2 separate regions of the Homo sapiens genome follow, and region 2 is linked to region 1. Evidence: chromatin contacts called from ENCODE Hi-C or POLR2A ChIA-PET data. All regions are on one chromosome and are shown on one strand. Each heading gives the region's core, a stretch centred on a gene start or an enhancer-like site at or near the end of the contact. The rest is flanking DNA. Distances are from core to core; before and after follow the strand shown. Region 1 holds the start of SLC7A5 (solute carrier family 7 member 5). Region 2 holds the start of TCF25 (TCF25 ribosome quality control complex subunit).

Region 1 (5,614 bases), core at 2,121-4,620:
AAGAAAGAAAGGAAGGAAGGAATGTTTGGGTTGTGGTGAGGCTGTGGAGATGAAAGCTGTATCATGCAGATGAAGCTTTTAGCTAGGAGGCTTCAAAGAGAACAGGCTGTAAAATGTTAATCTTTAAGTCTGATAGACTTCAAGTATGTGTTGGTGTTAGTGCTGGAGAGGTCTAAAGAGGCCGTCCAACCCCCGATTCTCTTCCTGGCCCAAACCAGTCTTTCAGGTTAAATGTTAAGAGCCCTGGCTGAGGAGGAAGTCTGTTTAGATGTCTGGGGTGGCCCTTAGAATTTTATTTTTGGTTTACAGGGTTTACCAGGTAAGTCGTTTTCCTGGGAAAAAGAACGAGTTGAAAGGAAGAGCAAGGATCCGCTCCGGACCTCACTCCTATATTTTGCTGAGATGAAAACCACAATCCCTGCACTGCGAGACTCATCTCATAATTAGAAAACAAAGGATTATCCACCGGGTTCTCTCCCCTCGCCCTGTGGCCTTGCTGCTCCCCTGCAGTTGCTCCAAATGACAAAATAATGACGGGTTCGCCTTGTGAGAGAGGGTGGCCTGCTCAACTCCACGCTGGCGCTCTGAGGGGGGCAGAAGATGCCTCGTCTCATTTATGTTGCAAACAGCCTTAAAAAGGACCTGCAGGGCGCTGGGCGTGGTGGCTCACGCCTGTAATCCCAGCACTTTGGGAGGCTGAGGCGGGCGGATCACGAGATCAGGAGATTGGGACCATCCTGGCTAACCCCAATTCTACTAAAAATACAAAAAATAAAAAATTAGCCGAGCATGGTGGCGGGTGCCTGTAATCCCAGCTACTCCGGAGGCTGAGGCAGGAGAATTGCTTGAACCCGGGAGGCGGAGGTTGCAGTGAGTTGAGACTGTGCCACTGCACTCCAGCCTGGGTGACAGAGTGAGACTCCGTTTCAAAAAAAAAAAAAAGAAAAGAAAGTATTCTCCCAACCAGCTCAAGCGAGAGTGCCACAACTTTTTTTTCTTTTCTTTCTTTCTTTTTTTTAACCTCTGAAAATACACAACATGTGATAAATTACTGACTGGAGCTGAAAAGACCATTGTCCTGCCTCTGTAAAAATCAAAACGCTGCCGAATCTTTCCAACAGATGGCACTCTTTGCTAAGATTCTAGAGTCATAGCTTTCAGGCGAAGGCGTTTCAGGGCCGGCATCAGGGACGTCTGAGAGGAGTAGATTTGCTGGATAAATCTAGAATGTTGTCATATGAAAACCCAGTAAAAACCGACAGAGGTGGCGTAATAGCTGTGTGACTTGAACACGCTCATGGCTGTTGTCACCCTTCCTGCTTAAGGGCTCCAGCACTTGCCAGGAGCCTGGCTCTGGGGGCACCAACCATGACTTGCACCAACTGTGCAGGGCCCCCTCTGTGCCGGTGGGGACCCCTGCACCTCCCTTATTAATTCTCACTCACCCTGGGCTCTCAGCTCCAGGTACCACCTCAGAAAAGTCTATCTGGACCTGCCTGGTCCCTGTCGCTGTCGCTGGCTCACCCTGTCATGTCCTTGGCTTATCATGGTTGTAATTTTATGCTTTGGGGTATGACTGTTGGTTGCCTTTCTTGTTACTCAAAGAAGAATGGTGGAATGATTAAAAGTACCATATAAGTTCAGAGTCAAAAGGACAGCTCCCAGGCTACTTGCTGGCCGGACAAGCGAGGTAACCCTACCAAGCCTCAGCTTCCTTATTTGCAAAATGGCTCTAACTGGCACCTACCCTATTGCATAAGAAGCTGTCTAGGGGAGGACTCAGTGAGCACTCGGTGAGTTTGCCCAGCCATGGTGGTACTGTCTCCTTCCCTCTGCAGGCACAGCGGGAAGAATAGGGCAGATGGAGGGGTCTCTGCACCTTCCACAGCCAGCAATGTGGACGGCAGATTACAAGTTAGTATCTGTGTGACCTCCGCACTCCCCCGCCTGTGGCTGCCTGGGCTGCTGAGATTTCGCTCGGTTTTATCACCGCAGAGGAATGCCCGACATACCGGGGGGCGAGCAAGGTCCAGAATGACAAGCCCTGGCATTCCTCAGCCGCCCCCTCCCTGGGGTGGGGCCTGGACATTCCTGGCTGCAGCTAGAGGTCCCAGCACGACAGGGATTCTGACCCCCCTCCACCACGGCTATTGTTCAGAATTCTGTGGATTCCAGAGGCATCTGCCCAGCAGACTGTCTTGCTGTGAACACCCAGCTCTGCAACCGGTGTTTGCGTGTTTGCCCTGGGAGGCTGAACGCTCACCCAGAACAAAGGCCTCCCCACATGCCTGCTGTGAGCTTCCAAGGACTCGTTTGCACACACGCCAAGGAACCCCGGGGTGGGGTGATACTGAGGAGCTTCCTCCCTGACCCACACACACCCTTTGAACAGGTCTTTGGCCGCTCACCAGTCTGGTCAATCTCGGGGCAGTATTTATATTCCTTCCCATTTCCAGGCCTAGGAGCCTTGGCATCCTGCTCTCGCCTCTAACTGAAATTACCTCTCAACCCTTTTTAGCTAAGATGCCTCTCGCATTCCCTAGGAATAACAAGCTTTAAAGCCCCTTCACACTGAAGCCTGCCTTTGAATTCCCCAGGTAGATTTGGGGGTGGGGGTCTTATGGCTCCCAGCGAACCCCCGGTTCTGTTGATTAAATTGAGCTCAGGCAGATTGCTGGCTTCCCAAAGCCTGTGTTATTACTGCTTCTCAAAGCTACGGGCACCGGATCGCCGTCTTTGGCAAGATTCTTTTGGGATACAATGGGAATTACTGGGTGGCCTCGGTTCGGTTCTTCCCTCGTCCCAGTTCGCGGCTCACCAGCCCCACTGATGCAGCCCCCAGGCTGGAAGGAGGCTGCAGGAGCTTCCCCTCAGGTCATCCTCTCATCCCTCCCCCGTGCCCCAGGAGCTGGTTGTGGGGGCGGTTCCATCCCCTCGGCCCATCCGGGACAGGAGCCTAGGTTCCCTTCGGGGGGTACCCCAAACTCCATCCTTGGCCTCAGGCCAGCCCTGGTGCACTGCCCGCTCCCAGGCTTGACGAGAGGCTGCGGGCCAGTGGGTGAAGGGGCGCGCCCTGACTGCCAGGCCCCGCCCAGGCGCATCCGGGAGGACGGGCTGGGATGACGCGGGCGCCGGGAGGGGGGAGGTCGCGAGGCCGGGGTCTCCATGGCGCAGGAGGACTGGGGCCTTCGAGGACCACGCGGGCCTGGGAATAGCCCGCCAGGCTGGGCCGGACGACGCACGTGCTCCGAGCTGGGCCGAGGGGGCGGGGCTGAGGGACGGGGCCGGGCCACGGGGCGGGGAGGAGCCGCGGACGGTGGGCGGGGCCGGCGGGCCGGGGCCTAAAAGGCGGCGCGGGCGGGGTTCCTGACGCAGCTGCGGGCGGCGGGCGGCGCGCACACTGCTCGCTGGGCCGCGGCTCCCGGGTGTCCCAGGCCCGGCCGGTGCGCAGAGCATGGCGGGTGCGGGCCCGAAGCGGCGCGCGCTAGCGGCGCCGGCGGCCGAGGAGAAGGAAGAGGCGCGGGAGAAGATGCTGGCCGCCAAGAGCGCGGACGGCTCGGCGCCGGCAGGCGAGGGCGAGGGCGTGACCCTGCAGCGGAACATCACGCTGCTCAACGGCGTGGCCATCATCGTGGGGACCATTATCGGCTCGGGCATCTTCGTGACGCCCACGGGCGTGCTCAAGGAGGCAGGCTCGCCGGGGCTGGCGCTGGTGGTGTGGGCCGCGTGCGGCGTCTTCTCCATCGTGGGCGCGCTCTGCTACGCGGAGCTCGGCACCACCATCTCCAAATCGGGCGGCGACTACGCCTACATGCTGGAGGTCTACGGCTCGCTGCCCGCCTTCCTCAAGCTCTGGATCGAGCTGCTCATCATCCGGCCTTCATCGCAGTACATCGTGGCCCTGGTCTTCGCCACCTACCTGCTCAAGCCGCTCTTCCCCACCTGCCCGGTGCCCGAGGAGGCAGCCAAGCTCGTGGCCTGCCTCTGCGTGCGTGAGTACGGGGCGCGGGCCGGGGGTTGGGAGGTCGTAGTCTCTGGGTCCCTGCATCCTTGCATCACTACGCCCCTGGCTCCCACATCTCTACATCTTTACGTTCCTGGACCATCCCGGCAGTTCTAGGCTAAGGTCATTGGTCCCAGAAACCACGTGCGTTTCTTTCATTCATTCTTTTACACTTCTCCCCACAGGCTGGGAATATCTTCAGTGACGGGACAGCAGGGTCCCTGCCCTGCCCTTCGGTGGGCATTCCATTCCCCCACTTAAGCGGTTTAGGCAAGTGCCACCCTCCCGTTGGCCCCGCTGAGCAATACTCCCAGCCTCTTGCGTGGCACCCACGTGGAGTAACTGAGCAATCGGTTTACTGTTAGAGCTCCGATTGCTGACTGGTTGGTGAGAAGGAAATTGCAGTTAAAAAAAAAATCATTCATTTCTGCTCTCCACACCAGCTCGTCAGGAATCAGTGACACGGGCTGACTCATAAGAAAACAGTAGTAATAACATCGTGTGCGGGTAGTGACTGGTGCTGATTTAGGCTAAGGGATCCCCCCTGAGGGTTCCCAGTAGTGAGAGAGCGGAGCTTGGCTGCAGATTCAGTCTGTGTTGCAGTGAATGGACGTGCGGGTCCCAGGTTTCTCTGGGAAACAGCCATGGGGCTCCTGTTTTGGTGGGCATGGTGCTGGTGTGTTCTTCACCAGGCCAGAGATAACTGCTTTTCAAAATAGTTTTCTTTTTCTTTTTCTTTCTTTTTTTTTTTTTTTTTTGACACTGAGTCCCGCTCAGTCGCCCAGGCTGGAGTACAGTGGCACGATCTCGGCTCACCGCAAGCCCGCCTCCCAGGTTCATGCCATTCTCCTGGCTCAGCCTCCCGAGTAGCTGGGACTACAGGTGCCCGCCACTACGCCCGGGTAATTTTTTTTGTATTTTTAGTAGAGACGGCGTTTCACCGTGTTAGCCAGGATGGTCTCGATCTCCTGACCTTGTGATCCGCCCGCCTCGGCCTCCCAAAGTGCTGGGATTACAGGCGTGAGCCACCGTGCCCGGCCTCAAAATAGTTTTCTTGTGGGATTTCAGGGGGAAAATCACTTGTAGCAGATGCCACATGATTTGGTTGGGTGGCGTGGGAAGGTGGGTCTTGGCAATTCTCAGATTCATCCCATGGCATGGATCGGCCTGCATCTCAATAGTGTGTGTACACATTCAAGGTGGGAAGGGCTAATTTATAGTTGGGGTCTTGAGCCATGAAATCAGGGGAGTGGCTTCTGACTGGCAGGACCTGTTGGCGCTGTTTTCTGCCACACCGTACTTTGGGGGGGAGGGGGAGGGGGAGGCATTTCTTCATAAATGTGAGAATGCCCCGAGGGCAAGACTCAGCAGGGCTCTGTGTGGTTTCTCTGAGGCTCTGAGTCGAGCAGCCGCACCACCATGCAGGTCAAAGCCGGGAAAAATCGTAGCAGGACAGCAGTGGGGAGAGCCTGTGCCTTCCAGCTGGGCGTTGGAGATGTGAATGTAGGGGATGACTCTGATTTCTTTTTTTGTCATTAGAATTTCACTGGTTCAGTCTCCCTCCCGCCTAGGTACATGTCGGCCCGGTATGTAACGACATGGATAGTAGCT
Region 2 (5,492 bases), core at 196-2,695, 2.0 Mb before region 1:
CAGAGCAAGATTCCATCTCAAAACAAAAAGCTTTCAGTAACTGCTGTGAATCTAGCAAATTACTGAACCTTGACGGGGGTCTTGGGGACCACTAAAGGTGGACTTGATGCGAGAAGGGCAGTCAACCAAGCATGGTGACTCACGCCTGTAGTCCCAGCACTTTGTGAGGCTGAGGTGGACAGATTGTTTGAGCGCAGAAGTTCTAGACCAGCCTGGGCAACAAGGCGAAAACTCTTCTCTACAAAAAAGAAAAAAAAAAAAAATTAGCCGGGCGTGGTGACATCCACCTGTAGTCCTAGATACTCAGGAGGCTGAGGTGGGAGGATCGCAGAGCCCGCAGAGGCAGAGTTACAGACGGAGGCCAGGGCTTAGGAGAAAACGTCACAGGACCGCATGAGCAAACCATACAGTCAAACTGTTACTTCCCTGTGCCAGAAACGAGCTGCCGGAGATGCAGCAAAGAGTAAGACTAATCCGCTGGGTTAGGCTGATGGGGATGCGCGAAGAGCAAGGCCCTGGGTTAGGCAGAGTTGTTGTGAGGATTAAAGCAGAATGCTCGCAGAGGCCTGGCAAGTCCTCAACCCTGGAACCGAGAGAAGGCCCCTCTAGACTCGAGAAAGGGAAGCCCCACCCGACTCCTGCCCCTACGCCGTGGCCCCACCCCCACGGTGGCCCCAGGCCTCATTTAACCCCGCCCACGCCATCGCCTCGCCACCCCCCCGTCTTTAGCCACGCCCTTTAGCGTCACGGCCCCACGACAGCCACGTGGCCGCAGGCCCATTTAATCCCGCCCACGTCGTGGCCCGGCCCCGCGGACGTTGGCCACGCCCTTGGCATCAAGGCCCCGCACCCTCCACAACCCGGACCCCGCTTAACCCCGCCCATTCGGTCGCCCCGCCCCGACAGCACGGCCCCGCCCCATCCCTTAGCCCCGCCCACCTCACCGGGGTTAGAACCCAGTCTAACTCCGCGGCCCGCCGTCTTCACCCCACGCCACCGCCCACCCGCGTCGCCCTGGCCCCGACGCACGGCCCCGCCCTCCCCACTGCGGCTGGGACCCACGTCACCCTTCCCACCCCTGGCATCACAACCCCGCTCCCCGACCCGGCTGGACGCTCGCCCCGCCCCACAACGTCAAGGGCCACCCCACCCCCACCCGGGCCGCCGCGCTCCTCACCAGCTCGAAGCGGTTGTTGACTCGGACGCCCTCCTTCCCTGCGCCCCCGGGACGCCGGACACCAAGCTCCCGCTTGGGCCCTTCTTCTTCCGCGTCATCGTCATCACGGAGATCGAAATGCAAGGCGCCGGGCCCGAGGGGCTCCTGGCCGCGCTGTTCCCCCCTCAGCCTCCGGAGGGCCCGGCGCGACATAGGACCGAACGACCACGACGTCTGGAGAGAGGGAGAAGGAAGCGCAGAAAACTCGGCTGTCGGCGCGCCTGCGCACTCTTCGCGCGGGGTCGGGGGCGGGGGAGCTGGCTGCGCGCCTGCGCACTCTTGGCGCGAGGGGTGGGGGCAGGACCTGGCTGCGGCGCCTGCGCGTCGCGGCTCTCCGGAACTTTCCCGCTTCAGCGGCGGCGTCTGGGCGGGCTCCGGGGGGTCCGGGCCAGGTCTCTGGAGAGCTGGGTGTCTGCGCGCCGTGCGCACCGGGCATGGAGAGGTGCCCCGCGGGGATGACGGGCTTCGATTCGGGGTAACGGGCGCGCAGCCGGCGACAGTCGGCCCTGCCCGGCCTTGCCCATCCATGTGGCCCGGAACCCGCAGCCGCGTTCTGCCCGCCGGGGCCTGTCCCCGCACCGTGCCTGCAGCATTTCAGCTGCGTCCCGGACGTTGCTAGTTGGTCCTTTTCGTGTCAGGGTGTCATTCGAGTGATCTAGCCGTCGATGCCCGCCTCTGCCCTGGAGCCGCCGCCCCTCGAGCAGCATTGAGTGACGCGGCCCTTACTGCCCGCCCGAGGCCTCTTTAGGGACAGTGGTTCTGACAGTTCTAGGACAGGCCGCCCGCGTTTGTCACGATCTAAGGGCCGGGCGCGGTGCTCACGCTTGTAATCCCAGCACTTTGGGAGGCCAAGGTGGGCGAATCACCTGAGGTCGGGAATTCGAGACCAGGTTGGGCAACACGGTGAAACTCCCTCTACTAAAAATACAAAAATTAGCTGGGCGTGGCTGCGCACGCCTGTAATCCCAGCTACTCGGGAGGCTGAGGCTGCAGTGAGCCGAGATCGCGCCACTGCACTCCAGCCTGGGCGACAGAGCCAGACCCTGTCTCAAAAAAATGAAAAAAATAAAGTAGATGAGGCTGAGACAGTGCTGGGTTCAGTGGGCGGAGGGCACAGCTTCCTGTGCCTGGGGTTGGGGACATGGGGACAGGAGGGCATAGAGAAGACAGGTGCCAGCAGCCTCCTGCCCGACTTACTGCGGCTTCATGAGCACAAGCAGCAGCCCTGGTGAGCCGGCCTGGCCCCTCCCAGGATGGGTTAGGGTTTTATTTTATTTTGTGAGATGAGGTCTTGCTCTGTTGCCCAGGCTGGAGTGCAGTGGCGCAATCTCGGCTCACTGCAACCTCCATCTCCCAGGCTCAAGCACTTCTCCTGTCTCAGCCTCCCGAGTAGCTGGGACTACAGGCATGTGCCACCATGCCCGGCTAATTTTTGTACTCAGTAGAGATGGGGTTTCACCATGTTGGCCAGGCTGGTCTCGAACTCCTGACCTCAAGTGATCTGCCCACCTCACCCTCCAAAAGTGCTGGGATTACAGGTGTGAGCCACTGCACCTGCCGTGGTTTAGGGTTTTAACGTGGGCTTTCATTTCCAAGTGTTCCTGTATGAATTACAACCCAGTCTCCCCATGATAGGGAGTGTGAGTCCCCGTAGAACCAGAACAACCGTCGTCCTTACCAAGCACTACACATTAGCTTATTGCTGGCTGTGTGACCGGAGGAGTTCCCTGACCCTCTCTGTGCCTGTTTTCTTATTTTTAAACAGGAATAAAAATACAGGCCAGAGAGTCCGTGAAATGCTTACACGCATGCTAGAAGCTGGCTGTTTTTACTGGGGGCTCTAATTTTGTGTGTTTGGATTTCCTGGACCCCAGCTGACAGGAGTATTTTCTCCCGCAGGCCCATCAGTTACAAGTCCTGTCCCTTCTGACCTCCAGGCCCCACGGCTAGCATTACAGCCTGGAGTCAAAGTTCTGGGTGAGCTGTGTATCTTTGGCCAAATTCTTTGACCTCGTTGAGCCTCAGTTCCCTCATCTGTAAGGTAAGATGACGGCAGAACGTCACGGAGGAGCAGGGCAGGGCCCCGTTAACAGGCTGAGCCGGGCGCAGGTGAGCAGACAGCACTCGGCACAGGGCCTGTCTAGAGCCTGCAGTCACACCTCCTGCCCCTGTGGATCCTCTCCCTGGAGAACGAGAATACGGATCTGGGAAATGAGACCAAAGTACCCCCCAGGCCAGCAGGTGTGGCCAGAGGAGCTGATGGGCAGTAGTCTGTGCCGTCCGCATGCAGCCCTGACCATGGTGGCCAGGACCACGAAGCTGGTAGAGGCAGCCAGGGCTGCGTGGACAGAGCAGGCCTGGAGCCCTTGCCTGGTGGGCACCTGACTCTAAGCCAGGAGGCCTTTCCTCGTCCTGGAAGGCAGGTGGCCCCTCAAGCCCAGCTTCAACCTTGGGAGAACATGCCATGCTGGGTGAATCCTCAGCGCACATCCCAGACAGAAGACTGTGAGACCTCCTTTATTAGGCCAAGAGTGGCCATGTGCACAGATTTACAGAGCTGCTCCTCCCTGTGCCAGGACCGCCCAGCATCTTCAGGAGCCTCTGGGCCAGGGGCGAGTGAGGACAGCACCAGAATGTGGTAGGGCCAGGAGAGGCAGGACACATGTGGTTTGGACCCCAGGGAAAGGGAAAGGGCAAGGGCAGGGAGCAGCTTGGCACGGACCTTTTTTTTTTTCGAGACAGAGTCTCGCTCTGTCGCCCAGGCTGGAGTGCAGTGGTGCAATCTCGGCTCACTGCAACCTACACCTCCCGGGTTCAAGCGATTCTCCTGCCTCAGCCTCCCCTGTAGCTGGGATTACAGGTTCCTGCCACTATACCTGGCTAATTTTTGCATTTTCAGTAGAGACAACATTTCATCATGTTGGCCAGGCTGGTCTCAAACTCCTGACCTCAGGTGATCCTCCCTCCTCGGCCTCCCAAAGTGCTGGAATTACAGGCCTGAACCACCACGCCTGGCCAGACCTTTCAAACAGGTGGGGGTGCCTCCCAGGAGGACCCTGCCTACTCAGAGACTTCCCAGATGCCTCTGCTGCCTGAGTCCCCACAAAGGGAGAGCAGAGGCAAGCAGGGCACTCTGGTCCAGCTGGGAGCCAAGATACCCTGTCCCCACCTAGACGTCCACTGGGGAAGGGAAACTGCCGTTCGCATTCCTGGGGACGGAGAAGAGCATGGGAACATGGGATGCAGTCTGTGCCAGGATCTAGAACCTTCTGCTTTCTCTCTTCAGTGAGAAAACCCACCCTGTTCCCTCCCCTTCCTCCCTGGCAAGGAATCCTGAGAAGAAACAGCCTCCCCCAGGGAGGGTTTTGAAGTGCGCCTGAACCCAAATGAGCTCTGGGGCCAGGAAACAGTGTATATAAATATATAGACTGTGTGTATATATTATAAATGTATCTATATATGTATATATGTACATGCACAGCTCAGAGCGTCCTAGCCTGATACAGGGCCTGCCTGGTGCCTCCTGGAGGCCTGGCCACCTGGGGCTGTCACTTGAAGTCAAGAGTCCTGGTGTTAGGGATGTAGAGGGATTGGGTCTGGCGACTGCGTCGTGGCGTAGTGTTGAGGACGTCCACGCTCTTGCGGCTGGAACGCACCACGTCTGCCACAAAGCTGGTGCACTCACTGCAGACATCCTTCAGGACACAGCCGTGGGAGTAGATGTGGGGGAACGCCTCCTCCACGCTCTGCCACTGTGGCCCTTGCAGAGACCTGGGAAGTGGGAGAGGGCACTCAGGGAGAGGAGCCAGCCAGGGTGCCACACCCCCCTCCCTGCTTGTGCATGCCACAGCCCCCTCCTGGCTGCCTTTCACCCTAGGCCTCCCCTTGGCCCTCAGGCAACAAACACAGCTAGCAGTGTTCATCTCAGCAGACTGTTCCCTGACCACCCAAGTCCAGTTTCCATCTCATACTGCTCAGCCTCCCAGAGCCCTACACAACGATCCGTCTCTGCCTTGCATTTCCATTTCCTTGGGGTGTCCTAGCAAACAGACAAAGCCAGCCCCCTCCACCCCAGCTCCCAAGTTCCTCTTCACGCCCGACCACCACAGTGACATCAGCAGCAAGGCGAAGAACGCACTGAAAGATGTCTCTTCTCTGGATTGGCGCGGTTTTGGCAGCTGATACCCTCTGAGGACTCTCAAAGCCCAGTGTGTAGACAGGGATGTGTCCAAATTTCTTAGAAGGCATCTTCATCTGCAGCACAGAGGGAGGAGGT

Evidence for each region. Hi-C counts contacts between places; a loop is a spot of excess contacts on that map. ChIA-PET counts read pairs that join two places held with the same protein, here RNA polymerase II (POLR2A). Pooled maps may share reads with other maps.
Region 2: a loop to region 1 is called in a pooled map, with 4 times the contacts of the local background. The contact joins the promoter of TCF25 here to the promoter of SLC7A5 in region 1. A Hi-C loop is called at or near these places in 2 of 50 pooled maps. POLR2A ChIA-PET finds 5 or more read pairs at or near these places in 2 of 52 experiments (activated B cell and naive thymus-derived CD8-positive, alpha-beta T cell).

The regions. Positions count from the first base shown.
Region 1 is chr16:87,867,263-87,872,876 of GRCh38, reverse strand. It overlaps SLC7A5 (solute carrier family 7 member 5), which reads left to right and starts at 3,370. Exons shown (of 10, transcript NM_003486.7): 1 at 3,370-3,992. The coding sequence starts at 3,455. RefSeq lists a cis regulatory region at 1,007-1,333, enhancers at 1,295-2,056, 1,413-2,612, 2,057-2,816 and a silencer at 3,057-3,406.
Region 2 is chr16:89,869,545-89,875,036 of GRCh38, reverse strand. TCF25 (TCF25 ribosome quality control complex subunit) reads right to left here and starts at 1,445. Exons shown (of 18, transcript NM_014972.3): 1 at 1,178-1,445. The coding sequence starts at 1,369. It overlaps LOC112268179 (a long non-coding RNA gene), which reads left to right and starts at 1,549. Exons shown (of 2, transcript XR_002957933.2): 1 at 1,549-2,069; 2 at 3,116-4,660. SPIRE2 (spire type actin nucleation factor 2) reads right to left here. Exons shown (of 15, transcript NM_032451.2): 14 at 5,355-5,470; 15 at 3,718-4,987. The coding sequence ends at 4,765. RefSeq lists silencers at 661-1,130, 1,601-1,720 and enhancers at 1,801-1,960, 1,731-2,687.